Linked DNA regions of Homo sapiens: region 1 is linked to region 2. A link is an interaction called in ENCODE POLR2A ChIA-PET data of the cell type or tissue named here. Cell type or tissue: Panc1. All regions are shown on one strand. Links, peaks and the distances in the headings refer to the core of each region. The heading gives the core; the rest is flanking DNA. Region 1 has its middle 5.4 kb from the start of GTF3C6. Region 2 overlaps CDK19 (cyclin dependent kinase 19).

The links. ChIA-PET counts read pairs that join two places held together with the same protein. Peaks named below come from ENCODE experiments on the same cell type or tissue, not always from the same donor. Only the 100,000 strongest peaks of a DNase experiment are listed, where the experiment ranks them.
Region 1: POLR2A ChIA-PET joins it to region 2 with 15 read pairs; 5 of 35 experiments call an interaction of 5 or more read pairs at or near these places.

What each region holds. Positions count from the first base shown.
Region 1 is chr6:110,949,131-110,957,464 of GRCh38, forward strand. No RefSeq gene overlaps it. Among named protein-coding and RNA genes, the nearest start is that of GTF3C6, 5.4 kb to the right of the region's middle. RefSeq lists a silencer at 796-1,090. In Panc1, for the core only: no CTCF peak of the experiment used is centred there; DNase peaks (open chromatin) are centred at 701, 3,381 and 3,627; H3K27ac peaks cover 703 bases.
Region 2 is chr6:110,769,506-110,777,839 of GRCh38, forward strand. All of the region lies in intron 1 of CDK19 (cyclin dependent kinase 19), which reads right to left. Among named protein-coding and RNA genes, the nearest start is that of CDK19, 42 kb to the right of the region's middle. In Panc1, for the core only: no CTCF peak of the experiment used is centred there; no DNase peak of the experiment used is centred there.

The DNA of each region.
Region 1 (8,334 bases), core at 282-8,281, 180 kb after region 2:
GGTGATGCATGGCTACTCAGGAGGCTGAGGTGGGAGGATCACTTGAACCCAGGGAATGGAGGTTGCAGTGAGTAGAGATCGCACCACTGCACTCCAGCCTGGGTGACAGAGTGAGACCCTGTCTCAAAAAAAAAAAAAAAAAAGGCATATTTTCTGTCCTCTCCTATATCAAACCTGCTGAATCAGAAACTCTGGGGGTGGGGCTTGAGCAGTCTGCATTTTAATTAGCCCTCCAGCTGATTCTGATACAGCTGAAGTTTGAGAACCAGTCGATTAACATTTAGTTTTCAATCTAAAACAGAATAAGATACATTTTTAAAAGCTCGTATTGTCCTTAAATGGAATATAAACTACTACGTAAGTGTAAAATGTTGATTTTTAAGACAAAGTGAGGTGGCACACAGTTGTAATCCCAGTGCTTTGGGAGGCTGAGGCAGGAGGATTGCTGGATCTCAGGAGCTCAAGACCAGCTTGGGCAGCATAGTGAGACTCCATCTCTACAAAAAAATTTTTTAAATTAGCCGGGCATGGTGGCATGAGCCTGTAGTCCCAGATACTGTGGAGGCTGAGGTGGGAAGATCGCTTAAGCCCTGGATATCAAGGCTGCAGTGAATTATGATAGCGTTTCTGCACTCTAGCCTGGGGGACAAAGCGACCTCCTGTCTCTAAAAAAAAAAAAATTCAAAAACAAATAAAAAAAAGAAAATGTGTTCTAAAAGAACAGGTTAAACAATTTTTAATTCATTTGTCTCCTCCTAGTGGCAGGCTTTTAAATATAGAGCACAACACTTGATTTTTCAGAAATCATATTTCTGAAATTTTTCATGATTCTTTTTTTTTTTTTTTGAGACGGAATCTCACTTTGTCGCCAGGCTGGAGTGCAGTGGTACAATCTCAGCTCACTGCCACCTCCAACTCCCTGGTTGAAGCGATTCAAAGGCTTTTACTGATATGGCAGGGTAATTTATGGAGACACTAATACCCTACATTCTCCCCCTTTATCCCTTCCAAGCAGGCAGGTAGGCAGTTTGTATTTCTTTATCTGTGATGTTTAAAAGAATGGAAAGCTGGCTGGGTGTGGTGGTTCATGCCTATAATACCAGCACTTTGGGAGGCTGAGGCAGGTGGATCACTTGAGGTCAGGCGTTCGAGACCAGCCTGGACAACATGGTGAAACGCCATCTCCACTAAAAATACAAAAAATTAGCCAGGCCTATTGGCTGATGCCTGTAATCCCAGCTACTTGGGGGGCTGAGGTAGGAGAATCACTTGAACCCAGGAGGCAGAGGTTGCAGTGAGTTGAGATTGTGCCATTGCACTCCAGCCTGGGTAACAGAGCAAGACTCTGTCTCTAAATAAATAAATAAATAAATAAATATTAAAAAAAAAAAACTGAAGAATTAGCCAGGCATGGTGATGCATGCCTGTAGTCCCAGCTACTAAGGAGCCTGAGACAGAAGGATTGCTTGAGCCCAGGAGTTCCAGTGAGCTGTGATCACCCCACTGCACTACAGCCTGGGCAACAGAGCAAGACCCTGTATCTAAAACAAAAAATAAAAACTACAGGAGGAGATGGAGATTTCCTTAGGCTGGGAAAGGACTGGTGTGTCTCTTCTCTCCCAGCAGTGTCCTGAAGTAGTGCCAAGACCTAAGAGGCTAGCCTCAGAAAGGCCTGCTCTAAACTTCAGGGTTTCCAAACAGCAGGGATTCCCATGCTTTACTGAAACATAGTGCCTGAAATTGAAGGGTCTGTGTGGCTTCAAGAACCATGGGAATCTCAGTAGTAACCAATATGGATTAAAGACTGGAGAGGCCTCTTCAAATACTATGCCTGATCTGGGAGTGTAAAGGAGAGGAAATTGAGATTAAATTTTCCTGCCAGCTTGATGTGACAGGGGCTCAGAGTCAAGCTTAATTTAAGGAAAATAAGGAAACACGGTTTTTCTTAAATATCAAAGTTTGTGGTTGCAGTTCACACCCCAGGAAATACAGTGAAAAACAAAGCAGAAAGAGATGAAGAACATAGCAATAGATGTGTTTACAGAACAAGGGTTATTGATCCTAATGTCATTAAAGTCTTACCATAGAATGATGTGGCTGACCCAGTTTAATCAGGTGTGCAGCTCCCTAGCTCTTTAACTCCTCTTCAACTCTATTAAGGCTGGATGCTCAATCTCATTCTGTTGACTCTTAACTAGCCTGATGCAGAGGTTGGCATCTCTACCTGCTTTCCCAGAAAAGACAATAGAGTGTAGTAAGTCAGATAAGTTTCCTAATTTTCTTTCTTTCTTTTTTGAGACGGAATCTCGCTCTGTCGCCAGGCTGGACTGCAGTGGCATGATCTTGGCTCACTGCAACCTCCGCCTCCTGGGTTCAAGTGATTCTCCTGCCTCAGCCTCCCGGCTGGGACTACAGGCGCATGCCACAACGCCCAGCTAATTTTTGCTTTTTTTTTTTTTTTTTTTTGAGATGGAGTCTTGCTCTGTCACCCAGGCTGGAGTGCAGTGGCACGATCTCGGCTCACTACAAGCTCCGCCTCCCGGGTTCATGCCATTCTCCTGCCTCAGCTGGGACTACAGGCATCCACCACCATGCCCGGCTAATTTTTTATATTTTTAGTAGAGACAGGGTTTCACCATGTTAGCCAGGATGGTCTTGATCTCCTGACCTCATGATCTGCCCGCCTCAGCCTCCCAAAGTGCTGGGATTACAGGCGTGAGCCACCGTGCCCAGCCTAATTTTTGTATTTTTAGTAGAGATGGGGTTTCACCATGTTGGCCAGGAAGGTCTCGATCTCTTGACCTTGTGATCCACCCGCCTCGGCCTCCCAAAGTGCTGGAATTACAAGTGTGAGCCATCGCTCCCGGCCAAGTTTCCTAATTTTCTAAGTGTCAGTTTCCCAAAGTGTAAAATGGAAGTTAGACTAATGAGGGCTGATATTTAGCTTGTATGCACTGATTAAAAACATACCAGTTGTTAAATTAGAGACATTTTTCCCGTATCAGCCAGTAACAAGCAACCACCGCAAGCCTTTAGCTCACTCCAGGCCTCCCCATGATCCAACTTTCCCAGGACCCTACCCCAGCATGGCTGAGTCGTTGTGCCCTGCTAGTTAATTGTTAAATAATCTTGATAATTCATTAAATGTCATTCTTGATAATAGTTATCTTTTGAGACTATCATGAGGCTGATAACCTATATGTCACACTTGGTAGTTTACTTTTAAAGTAAACTGGCTTCCAAATTAACTTGCCTTGGGGAGGTCTTGTGACTCATGGCAACATCCTATCCCTGAGTAAAGAATCTGTGCGCTCTTCAAATTGTTGACATACTGATTAATGCATAACTTACTGACAATGGAAAGGACACTGACTTCTGATCATGAAGTTTTACTGATTGTCTTGCACACAGACATTTTATCCTGCATGTTGCAATCTGTAGCCAATGACTGTAACTTCTGTACTGTCTGTACGCTCCAATAACTTTGGTATAAGGAGTACTCCTCCCTTCTCCTTCCCTCCCTCTCCTTCTCCTCCCTTCTCCTAAAAAAGGCCGTCCTTTTAAAAGCCTGTTCCAGTAACTTGTAACAGACTCCAGAACACTCCTAACTCTGGTTGGTGTGTCTTCCCAGTTCAATCCTCACATTTGGCTTCCAATAAATGTTTTTCAAATTATTTCTGCCTCAGCAGCCTTAGTTTCAGTAGACAAGGCTTAAAGTGGGTTCAGTTAAAGCAAACTAATAACACTTGACCCTTTCCAACTTTTCTTCCTCTCAGCCATGGGTCCTTAAGCCATCTTTTTTGGATCCAGAGCCAAATTATATTTCTATGCAGCCACCATGGTTCTAGCCCTTATCTAGCTTTCAAAGATTTTTCCTTGATCGCCCCAAGCAAATTTCCTCTGCTCTGTTCAGTTTAAAAGTGTTTCTATTCTTTTTTTAAACAAAAAACAAAAGGAAAAAAACAGCTTTATCAAGATATAATTCATATACCATAAAAATCACCCTTTAAAAATATACAGTTGGTTTTTTTTTTTTTTTTTGGTACATTAACAGAACTGTGCAACCATTGCCATTAATTTCAGAACATTTTCATCACCCAAAAAGAAACTCCTGGCTGCTCTGCCTATGGAGTAGCCCTTCTTTATTCCTTTACTTTCTTAATAAACTTGCTTTCACTTTTCTCAATGGACTCTCCCCAACTTCTTTCTTGTGTGAGGTCCAACAACCCTCTCTTGGGGTCTGGATCAGGACCCCTTTCCAGTAACATCTTCCTGGCAAACCATGAAGCAACTAAACTGAGGAGACTCCCAACCCAAAGGAAATAGACCGAAGCACCACAATTGGCTGACTTTGGAATCAAGAAAACTTTTCCTTTGAGCTATTTATAGCTTTTAAAAATTGAGTAAAGTATATTCCTGTGAACAAACTTTGGAGCATATTAGTCTCTCTCTACCTGTTTTCTCTAGAATTTGGAAACTATATCACCTTTTGTCAGAACTCAAGAGTTATGAGTGGCCCTCACCATACTGATGCTTTCTGACTAAGCTCCTCTCTACTCTGAATACAAGAGCCCCTCATAGTTAGGCAGGAATATAATTGCCCCTATTCATCCTGAAAAAGTGACAGAAAATGGATCTTCATCCCTCTACAACCCTTAGGATTAAGGGTTCCCTTGTAAAAGGGTGGGGGAATATGTCAGAGGCGTTTGAACTAGAGCAACTCCATCTTTAATAGGGGCTGGGTAAAATAAGACTGAGACCTACTGGGCTGCATTCCCATGAGGTTAGGCATTCTAAGTCACAGGATGAGATAGGAGGTCAGCACGAGATACAGGTCATAAAGACCTTGTGGATAAAACAAGATGAAGTAAAGAAGCTGGCCAAAACCCACCAAAACCAAGATGGTGACGAGAGTGACCTCTGGTCATCCTCATTGTTCATTATATGCTAATTATAATGCATTAGCATGCTAAAAGACAGTCCCACCAGCGCCATGACAGTTTACAGATCCCATGGCAATGTCCAGAAATTACCCTATATGGTCTAAGTCGGGGAGGAACCCTCAGTTCTGCGAATTGCCCACCCCTTTCCTGGAAAACTCATAAATAACCCACCCCTTGTTTAGCATATAATCAAAAATGAACTTAATTAAGTATTATCAGTAGAGCAGCCCAAACTGCTGCTCTGCCTATGGAGTAGCCATTCCTTTATTCCTTTACTTTCTTTTTTTTGAGACGGAGTTTCACTCTTGTCGCCCGGGCTGGAGTGCAGGGGCACGATCTTGGCTCACCACAACCTCCGCCTCTTGTGTTCAAGCGATTCTCCCACCTCAGTCTCCCAAGTAGCTGGGATTACAGGCACCCGCCACCACACCCAGCTAATTTTTGTATTTTTAGTGGAGACAGGGTTTTGCCATGTTGGCCAGCTGGTCTCGAACTCCTAACCTCAGGTGATCCACCTGCCTCGGCCTCCCAAAGTACTGGGATTACAGGCATGAGCCACCACACCCGGCTCCTTTACTTTCTTAATAAACTTGCTTTTACTTAAAAAAAAAAAAAAAAAAAGGAACTCCTCATCCAGTAGCAGTCGCTCCTCATTCCACCATCCTCCCAAGCCCCTGGCAACCACTAATCTCTCTCTCTCTTTAAAGATAGAGATGGGATCTCTCTATGTTGCCCAGGCTGGTCTCAAACTCCTGGCCTCAAGGGATACTCCTACCTTGGACTCCCAAAGAGCTGGGATTATAGGTGTGAGCCACCACGCCCAACCTACTATCTCTCTTTATAGGCTTGCCTATTCTGGACATTTCATATAAATGGAACCATTCAGTATGTGGTCCTCTGTGTCTTGACTTCTTTCACTTGGCACAATGTTTTCTCTTTTTTGAGACAGGGTCTTACTCTGTCACCCAGGCTGGAGTACAGTAAGTGGCATGATTGCAGCTCATTGCAGCTTCGAGATCCTGGGCTCAAGCGAGCCTCCCACCTCAGCACCCCCAAGAACCTGAAACTAAACACATGCGCCACCATACCTGGGTAATTTTTAAAATTTTTTGTAGAGACGAGATCTCACTACATGGCCCAGTCTGGTCTCAAACTCCTGGGCTTAAGCAGTCCTCCCGCCTCAGCCTCCCAAAGTTCTGGGATTACAGGCCTGAGCCACTGCACCCCGCTCCTTTTAATCTTTTTAGGAATTCTAAGTCATTGAGAGTAGACTGTATTAAGAATGGAGTCCCACTGTTAGATTGTGGAAATTCCTCCCAGTCACCAAAAGGCTTGTCTCCTTTCAAAGCTGATGCTGACGGGTGCCTATGGATGCTTATGGATGCTTATTGTGCCTAATAAGCTCCTGTTTTGAGCTGAGAGATGTTTCAAACTTTAAGCTTATTTTCACAGGGTACAAGCTCTAGATCATGGAGTCATTACTATGATGTCCTCCTTCCTTCCAAGGGAATGGTTTTCCAGTCTGCAAGCCACATTATAATATTAAAATTATTGGCTGGGCATGGTGGCTCACACCTGTAATCCCAGCACTTTGGGAGGCTGAGGCAGGTGGATCACCTGAGGTCAGGAGTTCAAGACCAGCCTGGCCAATATGGTGAAACTCTGTCTCTACTAAAAACACAAAAATTAGCTGGGCATAGTGGCAGGCGCCTGTAGTCCCAGCTACTTGGGAGGCTGAGGCAAGAGAACTGCTTGAACCCAGGAGGCAGAGGTTGCAGGGAGCTGAGACGGTGCCACTGCACTCCAGCCTGGGCGACAGAATGAGACTGTCTCAAAAAAAAAATTAAAATTAAAAATAAAAATTATTTCACAGATTTTATATACACGTGTTTTTGTAAACACACAGAATATCTTTGAAAGGATATAAAAGAAACTGGTACAAATGGTTGGGGGACAGGTGTAGAAGGCTCACTTTCTGGCTGGGCGCGGTGGCTCACACTTTGGGAGGCCAAGGCAGGTGGATCACTTGAGGTCAGGAGTTCAAGGCCAGCCTAGCCAACATGGTGAAACCTGTCTCTACTAAAAATACAAAAATTAGCCCGGTGTGGTATCGTACACCTGTAATCCCAGCTACTAGGGAGGCTCAGACACAAGAATTGCTTAAACCCAGGGGGCAGAGATTGCAGTGGGTCAAGATCACGGCACTGCACTCCAGCCTGGGCGACAGAGCCAGACTCCGTCTCAAAAAAAAAAAAAAAAAGGAAAAAAAAAAGCTCCCTTTTAACTGTGTATTCTTTTGTAAATCATTAAAAGTAAATAAAAATAATTACTTCATAAATACCAAACAATAACTTTTGCTAGAAGTATGAGGCTTGTTTATTTTAAAGGGACATCTTGAGTTATAACACACTAACCTTTCAAAACACACATATTTTCATTCCTCAAGCCTTTGTTTCTGCTGTTCCCTCAGCTTGGATTATCCACTCCTCCTTACTCTCCCCACATCTCCCTCAAAATCTGACAATTTATGTAATTTTTCAGTTTACCAAGTATTTTTAGATATACGATTGAATTTTTGCTTTCCAAGCAAAAAAGACACAGTAAGTATTATTATTATTTTTTGAGACGGAGTCTTGCTCTGTCGGCCAGGCTGGAGTGCAGTGGCACAATCTTGGCTCACTGCAAGCTCCGCCTCCCGGGTTCACGCCATTCTCCTGCCTCAGCCTCCGGAGTAGCTGGGACTACAGGTGCACACCACCATGCCCAGCTAATTTTTTTGTGTTTTTAGTAGGGACAGGGTTTCATCGTGTTAGCCAGAATGGTCTCAATCTCCTGACCTTGTGATCCGCCCGCCTCAGCATCCTAAAGTGCTGGGATTACAGGCTTGAGACACCGCACCCGGTGTTAAGTATAATTATTTTCATCCTCATATAATAAATAAGAAAACTGAGGTTGGAAAACTTCACAATTATTAAGCTTCAGAGCTAGAATTGAAATGTACTTCTAACAGGTCCAGTGTTCCTTCTACTTTTTTAAGCTATGAAATCCTATACATTTAATTAGGCAACTGGACAAAAATATACACAAAAGAGTGTTATTTACAATATCCACAAATTGTAAATAACCTATGTGTTAAAAAATAGAGGATCAAGTTATGGCACACTCATACAACCATTATGTAAAGACAGGCGCTGTGGCGTGCACCTGTAGTCCCAGTTACTCAGGAAGCAGAGGTAGGAGGCTCCCTTTGAGCCCAGGAGTTTGAGGGTACAGGGAGCTACGATGGCGCCACTGCACTCCAGGCTGGGCGACAGAGCCAGACCCTGTCACAAAAAAGAAAGGAAAGAAAGAGAGAAAGAAAGAAACAAACAATGAATAAAAGAAAGAGAGA
Region 2 (8,334 bases), core at 95-8,094:
AATGAGCTGAGATGGCACCACTGCACTCTAGCCTGGGTGAGAGAGCAAGATTCCATCTCAAAAAAAAAAAAAAATAATAATAATAATAATAATAGGGAAAACTGGGGAGCAGGGGGTGGTATATGGGAACTCTACTTTCTACTCCAGGTTTTCTGTAAACCTAAAACTGCTCAAGAAAATAGTCAATTAATTTTTTTAATATTTTCATAACCATCCATTTAATCTCATCTTTCTCATAGAAACTGAGTTGGAGTTGGGAGCTGGGTGAGGAGTATTCCTATGTCTTGATACAGATACTCTATTGAGATTCTCAACTGGTAGCAAAATACACCACAGTCAGATTAGCTAAACAAATATAAGAATGCATAATTCAACAGTGATGAAAATGGCCAACTAGCCTGCAAATGTATGAAAGGCTTTAAATTGCTTCCAACCTATTATTGGTAAAGAGAAAATATCCTCAAAATAGCCACTGAAAAAAGTAAAATAAAGGCAAAAAGGTTTGGGAAGTAAAATTGTAGCTTACCCCAATAAATAGCCTGAAATTCACCTATCTCTTCTAGTTAAAAAAAATAGCTTCTCTGAATAGGAGGAAGTGAAAGAATAGTGAAACTTGGTTCATTGTAAAATGGTGTGCTCCTGTGTTGGGCACACAGTAGAGATTTCATAAATACATACTATCCAACTTCACATAAGGTGTATATCCTAAATATATGATATAATATGCAGCTACTTTGTATTAGTCCGTTTTCATGCTGCTGATAAAGACATACCCGAGATTGGGAAGAAAAAGAGGTTTAATTGGACTTACAGTTCCACATGGCTGGGGAGGCCTCAGAATCATAGCAGGAGGCGAAAGGCACTTCTTACATGGTGGCAGCAAGAGAAAATGAGAAGGATGCAAAAGCAGAAACCCCTGATAAAACCGTCAGATCTCATGAGACTTATTCACTACCACAAGAATAGTATGGGGGAAACTGCTCCCATGATTCAAATTGTCTCCCACTGGCTCCATCCCACAACATGTGGGAATTATGGCTGTAGAATTCAAGATGAGATTTGGGTGGGGACACAGAGCCAAACCATATCATTCCACTCCTGACCCCTCCAAATCTCATGTCCTCACATTTCAAAACCAATCATGCCTTCCCAAGAGTCCCTCAAAGTCTTAACTCATTTCAGCATTAACCCAAAAGTCCACAGTCCAAAGTCTCATCCAAGACAAGGTAAGTCCCTTCCACCTATGAGCCTGTAAAATCAAAAGCAAGCTAGTCACTTCCTAGATACAATGGGGTACAGGAATTGGGTAAATACAGGCATTCCAAAGGGAGGAACTGGCCAAAACAAACGGGTTACAGGCCCATGCAAATCCGAAACCCAGCAGAGCAGTCAAATTTTAAAGCTCCAAAATGATCTCCTTTGACTCGAGGTCTCACATCCAGGTCACACTGATGTGAGAAGTGGGTTCCCATGGTCTTGGGCAGCTCCAACCCTGTGGCTTTGCAGGGTATAGCCCCCCTCCTGGCTACTTTCACGGGCTGGTGTTGAGTGTCTGCAGCTTTTCCAGGTGCATGGTGCAAGCTGTCAGTGGATCTACCATTTTGGGGTCTGGAGGTCTTCTCACAGCTCCACTAGCCTGTGCCCCACTAGGGGCTCTGTGTGGGGGCTCCAACCCCACATTTCCCTTCTGCACTGCCCTAACAGAGGTTCTCCATGAGGGCCTCGCCCCTGCAGCAAACTTTTGCCTCAGCATCCAGCATTTCCATACATCTTCTGAAATCTAGATGGAGGTTCCCAAACCTCAGTTCTTGACTTCTGTGCACCCACAGGCTCAACACCACATGGAACCTGCCAAGGCTTGGGGCTTCCACCCTCTGAAGCAACAGCCTGAACTGCACTTTGGCCACTTTTAGTCACAGCTGGAGTGACTGGGATGCAGGGCACCAAGTCCCTAGACTTCATACAGCACAGGGACCCCTAGCCCAGCCCACAAAACCATTTTCTCCTAGGACTCCAGGCCTGTGATGGGAGAGGCTGCCTTGAAGATCTCTGACATGCTCTGGAGACACTTTCCCCATTGTCTTGGGAATTAACATTCTGCTCCTCGTTACTTATGCTAATTTTTACAGCTGGCTCCCATTTTCTGGGTTTTTCTTTTCCATAACATTGTCAGGCTGCAAATTTTCCAACCTCTTATGCTCTGCTTCCCTTGTAAAACTGAATGCCTTTAACAACATCCAAGTCACCTCTCGAATGCTTTGCTGCTTAGAAATTTCTTCCGCCAGATATCCTAAATCATCTTTCTCAAGTTCAAAGTTCCACAAATCTCTAGAGCAGGGGCAAAATGCCACCAGTCTCTTTGCTAAAACATAACAAGAGTCACCTTTGCTCCAGTTCCCAACAAGTTCCTCATCTCCATTTGAGACCACCTCAGCCTGGACCTTGTCCTTATCACTATCAGCATTTTGGGCAAAGCCACTCAACAAGTCTCTAGGAAGTTCCAAACTTTGCCACATTTTCCTATCTTCTTCTGAGCCCTTCAAACTGTTCCAACCTCTGCCAAAGTCACTTCCACATTTTCAGGTATCTTTTCAGCAGCGCCCCACTCTACTGATACCAACTTACTATATTAGTCCGTTTTCATGCTGTTAATAAAGACATACCTGAGATTGGGAAGAAAAAGAGGTTTAATTGGACTTACAGTTCCACACGGCTGGGGAGGCCTCAGTATTACAGCGGGAGGCAAAAGGCACTTCTTACATGGCGGCAGCAAGAGAAAATGAGAAGGATCCAAAAACGGAAACCCCTGATAAAACCATCAGATCTCATGAGACTTATTCACTACCATGAGAGCAGTAGGGGGGAAACCGCCCCCTTAATTCAAATTATCTCCCACCGAGTCCCTCCCACAACACGTGGGAATTATGGGAGTACAATTCAAGACGAGGAGATATGGGTGGGGACACAGAGCCAAACCATATCACACTTACTTGGTATCTAAACAACTATAATTTCCAGAAGCCCCTAAGAAAACCATTCCTCTGATTCCCATTCAGAATCTATCTAAAAACTAGTCACATTACTAACTTTATGTCTAAGAGTACATTGTTAGCTGCTATAGATCTCTTTCTAAAAATAAAAAACAAAACTGCCAAGGCAGGAGGGTTGTTTGAGGCCACAAGTTCCAGACCAGCCTGGGCAATAAAGCAAGACCCTGTCTCTACAAATAACTTAAAAAGTAGTCAGGTGTGGTGGCGTGAGCCTGTGGTCCCAGCTACTTGGGAGGCTGAAGTGGGAGGATTGCTTAGGCCTGGGAGGTCAAAGCCACAATGAGTTGTGATGGCACCACTGCACTCAAGGCTGGGAAATAGTGAGTCCCTGTCCCAAAAAAAAAAAAAAAAAGAGAGACTCATTAAGAAGGTCTCCATAGCAGGGCGTGGTGGCCAATGCCTATAATCTTAGCACTTTGGGAGGCTAAGGCGGGCAGATCGCTTGAGCCCAGGGGCTCAAGGCCAGCCTGGGCAACATGGGGAAACCCCGTCTCTTAAAAAAAAAAAAAAAAGGTCTCTATAAAAACATATTTTACAAGTGTGTGGGATGAGAACTAACTACAGGCAGATCACGAGGTCAAGAGATCAAGACCATCCTGGCCAACATGGTGAAACCCCATCTCTAATAAAAATACAAAAATTAGCTGGGCGTGATGGTGCGTGTCTGTAGTTCCAGCTACTTGGGAGGCTGAGGCAGGAGAATCACTTGAACCCAGGAGGTGGAGGTTGCAGTGAGCCAAGATCGCACCACTGCACTCCAGCCTGGCAACAGAGCAAGACTCTGTCTCAAAAAAAAAAAAAAAACAAGTTATCAAGAGACAGGTAACTAGCATATTGGAAACTAACATTTCTGGCAAATGGGACCTATAGCATGAATGCCTATCTTCCAGTCATGAGTCATGGATTAGGCTGCCCCTCTATTGTGAAGCAATTTTTCAGTAAAAGGAGCAGCATATGAATTATGACTTGGACAAGTTCCCACGAAGAAATCAGAGTAAAGCTAGGTCTGAGAAAATTACATGGTATATAGCATACATTATACTAATGCTGTTTTCCTACTCACTCCTACTATTTCTTAATGGCAAAGAAGTGAAATTTAGAGTCTTTAGTTCTATCTAAATGTTACTTTTTTTAATGAATTTTAGTAATACTGAATACAATTGTACGGGTATTATCTTGGTTTTAAATTTTATGAAAGTGAATCATTTAATGCATCATTATAAATTACTTAGTGATTACACTTGTGAAAAGCTCTCACCTGTCACATACCCACCCCAGCACACACACACAATGACACCAGAAGGCAATACTCTGCTTTACCTTCTGCTGAAAAGTCTGCTACCTCCAACGCTTGAGGTCCATACACGAAGCCCTCCTGGAATCTATGAACACAGCAGAGGCAAAAGGCAGAGAAGTTTATGTAGATTTAAAGTTACACTGCCCAAAACATAAAATGCCAAATGCCTATCACAAGTCTACATATCTGCCAAGGAACTCAGATTTTAGATTTGACAATGAGCATATCAACAATATATAGGTAACATTCACAATTAATTATATATAATGCAGCTTATTGTATGAAAAGACCAAAAGTTGAGCCTTAACTAATTATATTCTTACGAAAAGAACCAATTTATACTATTGGAAAAACTAATGCAGCAATAAAGTATGAATTTATATACACTGAAAGTAACAATTCAACTTTTTAAATTATGTGAGAGCCAATACATATGCAGTAGTCCCCCCTTATCCATGGGGAATACGTTCCAAGACCCCCAGTAGCTGCCTGAAATCTGGGATAGTACCAGACACCCTATACACACTGTTTTTTAATCTAATAACTAAAATGGCTACTAAGTGACAGGTAGTGTCTACAGCATAGATATACTGGACAAAGGGATGATTCATGTCCCCAAAGGGACAGAGGAGGACAGCGCTGGACAGCACAAGATTTCATCACACTACTCAAAATGGGTACAATTTGAAACACGAAATCTTTATTTCTGGAATTTTCCATTTAATATTTTCAGACCACAAGTCAGTAACTAAAACAGCAGAAAGCAAAACCACAGATAAAGGGACAATTATATAAAGAATATAAAACAAATTAAAGGCTGGGCACAGTGGGTCATGCCTGTAATCCCATCACTTTGGGAAGCCAAGGCCGGTGGATTGCTTGTGCTCAGGAGTTCAAGACCAGCATGGACAACAGGGCGAACCCCATCTCTACTAAAAATACAAAAACTAGCTGGACATGGCAGTGCACACCTGTAGTCCCAGCTACTTGGGAGGCTGAGGTGGGAGGATCACCTGAGTCCAGGAGGTTGGGGCTGTAGTGAGTCCTGATCACACCACTACACTCCAGCCTGGGCGACAGAGCAAGACCCTATTTCAAAAGAAATACAAAATAGGCTGGGTGCGGTGGCTCACACCTGTAATCCCAGCACTTTGGGAGGCCGAGGCAGGCAGATCACAAGGTCAAGAGATCGAGACCATCCTGGCCAACATGGTGAAACCCCATCTCTACTAAAATACAAAAATTAGCTGGGTGTGGTGGCATGCGCCTGTAGTCCCAGCTACTCGGGAGGCTGAGGCAGGAAAATTGCTTGAACCCTGGAGGCGGAGGTTGCAGTGAGCCAAGATCACACCACTGCACTCCAGCCTGGCAACAGGGTGAGAATCCATCTCAAAAAAAGAAAGAAAAGAAAAAATAAAAGAAATTAGGTGGAAAAATATACTTCACAAAATAGAGAATGGCAAATCCTGCAGCTCAAGGTACATTCTCTTCTTAGAACCAGAAATTATTGGGAATATTGGAGAAAAGCAATTAAAAACAGACCTAGAAGAGGACAACGTAAAAGAAAAAAGGAGAAAGTAGCACTGTAAAGCTATTCTAGTGGCAAAATTTAATTTAATTCTGACAGTAATGTTGAAATAAGCAAGGTACTACATATGCTAGGCAGTATGGGAGAAATCTACCTTGTTCCAATATCAAAATAAAAATAATCATGAAATATGAAAGGCTTTTCAGAAAACATTCATGTAAAAAATTAAGGATTTAATCAGGTAAAATATTTAGATCTCAGATTTTATTTCATTCTTTTCTGGTAATAGGGATAAAAGACTACAAAACATAGCTGATGTATGAGAAAAATGAATCAGATAAATTTTATCAGCTGTTAAATTTAAAAGAGAGAGGCATATTATCTTCATGGAATATTTAGAAATCTTTAAAAGTATCATCAAATAATTAGGAAAGAAGGAACAAAGTATTGTCTTAAAATCTGATGACACGTCAAGGAAAAAACAGTATTTTAAAACATTGGCCCTGAAGCCAGGTGACTTGAGTTCAAATCCAAGGTAGCTCATTTAATTGCTTTGTGACATCAGGCACTTAATCCCTCAGTATAACCAGAGTTGTTCAATGAGGACACCTTCACCATCTCTCAGATTTATACTGAATATCAGTGAAACAAGGTTTTTAAAAATGTTATAAATCACAGAGTGCTATTTTATGCAAAAATTTAAGCCAGTGCATTCTATTTAAATTAGCGACTTAACAAAAGCTGTTAACTAAGAACCAGAGAAAATAGCCAGGCGCAGTGGCTCATGCCTGTAATCCCAGCATTTTGCGAGACTGAGGCAGGTGGATCACCTGAGGTCAGGAGTTCAAGAGCAGCCTGGCCAACATGGCAAAAACCCGCCTCTACTAAAAATACAAAAATCAGCTGGGCGCAGTGGCATGCAACTGTAATCCCAGCTGCTCGAGAGGCTGAGGCAGGAGAATCGCTTGAACCTGGGAGGTGGAGGTTGCAGTGAGCCGAGATCGTGCCACTGCACTCCAGCCTGGGCAACAAGACTGAAACTCTGTCTCAAAAAAAAAAAAAAGAACCAGAGAAAAATATTCTTTGCCCAGCCAAATAATCTGGGGAGCTGTGTAAGGAAGCCTGAAGAAGCAATCAAAAGTTTGAGCTGGCCAAAAGAGCCTAGAATAGTTAGTTGTGAAAGCTAAATGGCAGCCAGAAGAGCACAGTCCCCAAGAGATGATTATATCAAATTACTAATTTAGCAATATGCCCAGCCTCAGCTGTATCTTCTCTTAATTCCCAAACAGCCTTCTAGACTGCACCCTCCTCTAAAGCAGTGCTTGTGACATTCTAAGTTAAGTGCATTTGACATACTATGTTGAAACACAGTGACTACTTGAATATTACATATAATCCTGAAAACCAAAGAGATAAATTCCCATCCATTAAAACAATAATAGCAGCAAAGCCTTACATAGAATGTTTGATGTGCCAGGCACAGTTCTAAGAGTTGTACAAGCACTAACTCATTCGGTCTTCACAACTCTGAGATAGGTACTATTATACTTTAAAGATGAAGAAATGAGACACAGGGAATTTAAGAAACTTGCCCAAAAGCAAGCAGCCAGAAGTGGCAAGTTAAACCCAGACCACTCCCAGAAACATGTTCTTCGTCACCACATCATCCAGCCTATGAAATTAAAATCATACAAACCGGCATCTATCTATATGTCAGAAGCCAAACAATTATATGTGTTCTCAAGTATTCAATCATGCTATATATTCCTCAGCATATGCAACATTTTCTCAGAAAATTCCAATTAAAATGATGTTGTATAAAATATGTAACAAAATGAGAAATGTGATATGAAACTAAAAGAATTAGAACTTTTTCAAAACAAAAGGCCTTAAAATTTAAAATCAATATATCCGAATAACAAATAATATTGGTGTAAGAGTAGCAAGACTAAGTATTTCAGTTTTTTAAACTTGCTGTCATTTGGTTACATAACTCACTCAAACATTTTGTAAACTTTAAAATCTCAATACAATAAGATACGACCTCATACCTTATGATGGTTACTATCAAAAAACTAAAAAAGGAAAAACTAAAAAATAAAATAAAATAAGAAGGGTTGGTGAGGACGTAGAAAAACTGGAATCCTTGTGTACTGTTGGCAGGAGCATAAAATGGTGCAGTTGCTATGGAAAATAGTATAGTGGTTCATCAAAAAAATTAAACAGAGAATTACCATATGATCCAGCAGTTCCACTTCTGGGTATGGAGTCAAAAGAACGAAAAGCAGGGACTCAAGGAGATACTTCTATACCCATGTTTGTAGCACCATTATTCACAGTAGTCAAAATGTGGGAGCAATCCAAGCTTCCCTTAACGGATGAGTGGACAAACAATTGGTAGCATATACATGTAACAGAATATTAGCCATAAAAAGGAGGGAAATTCTGACACATGCTAC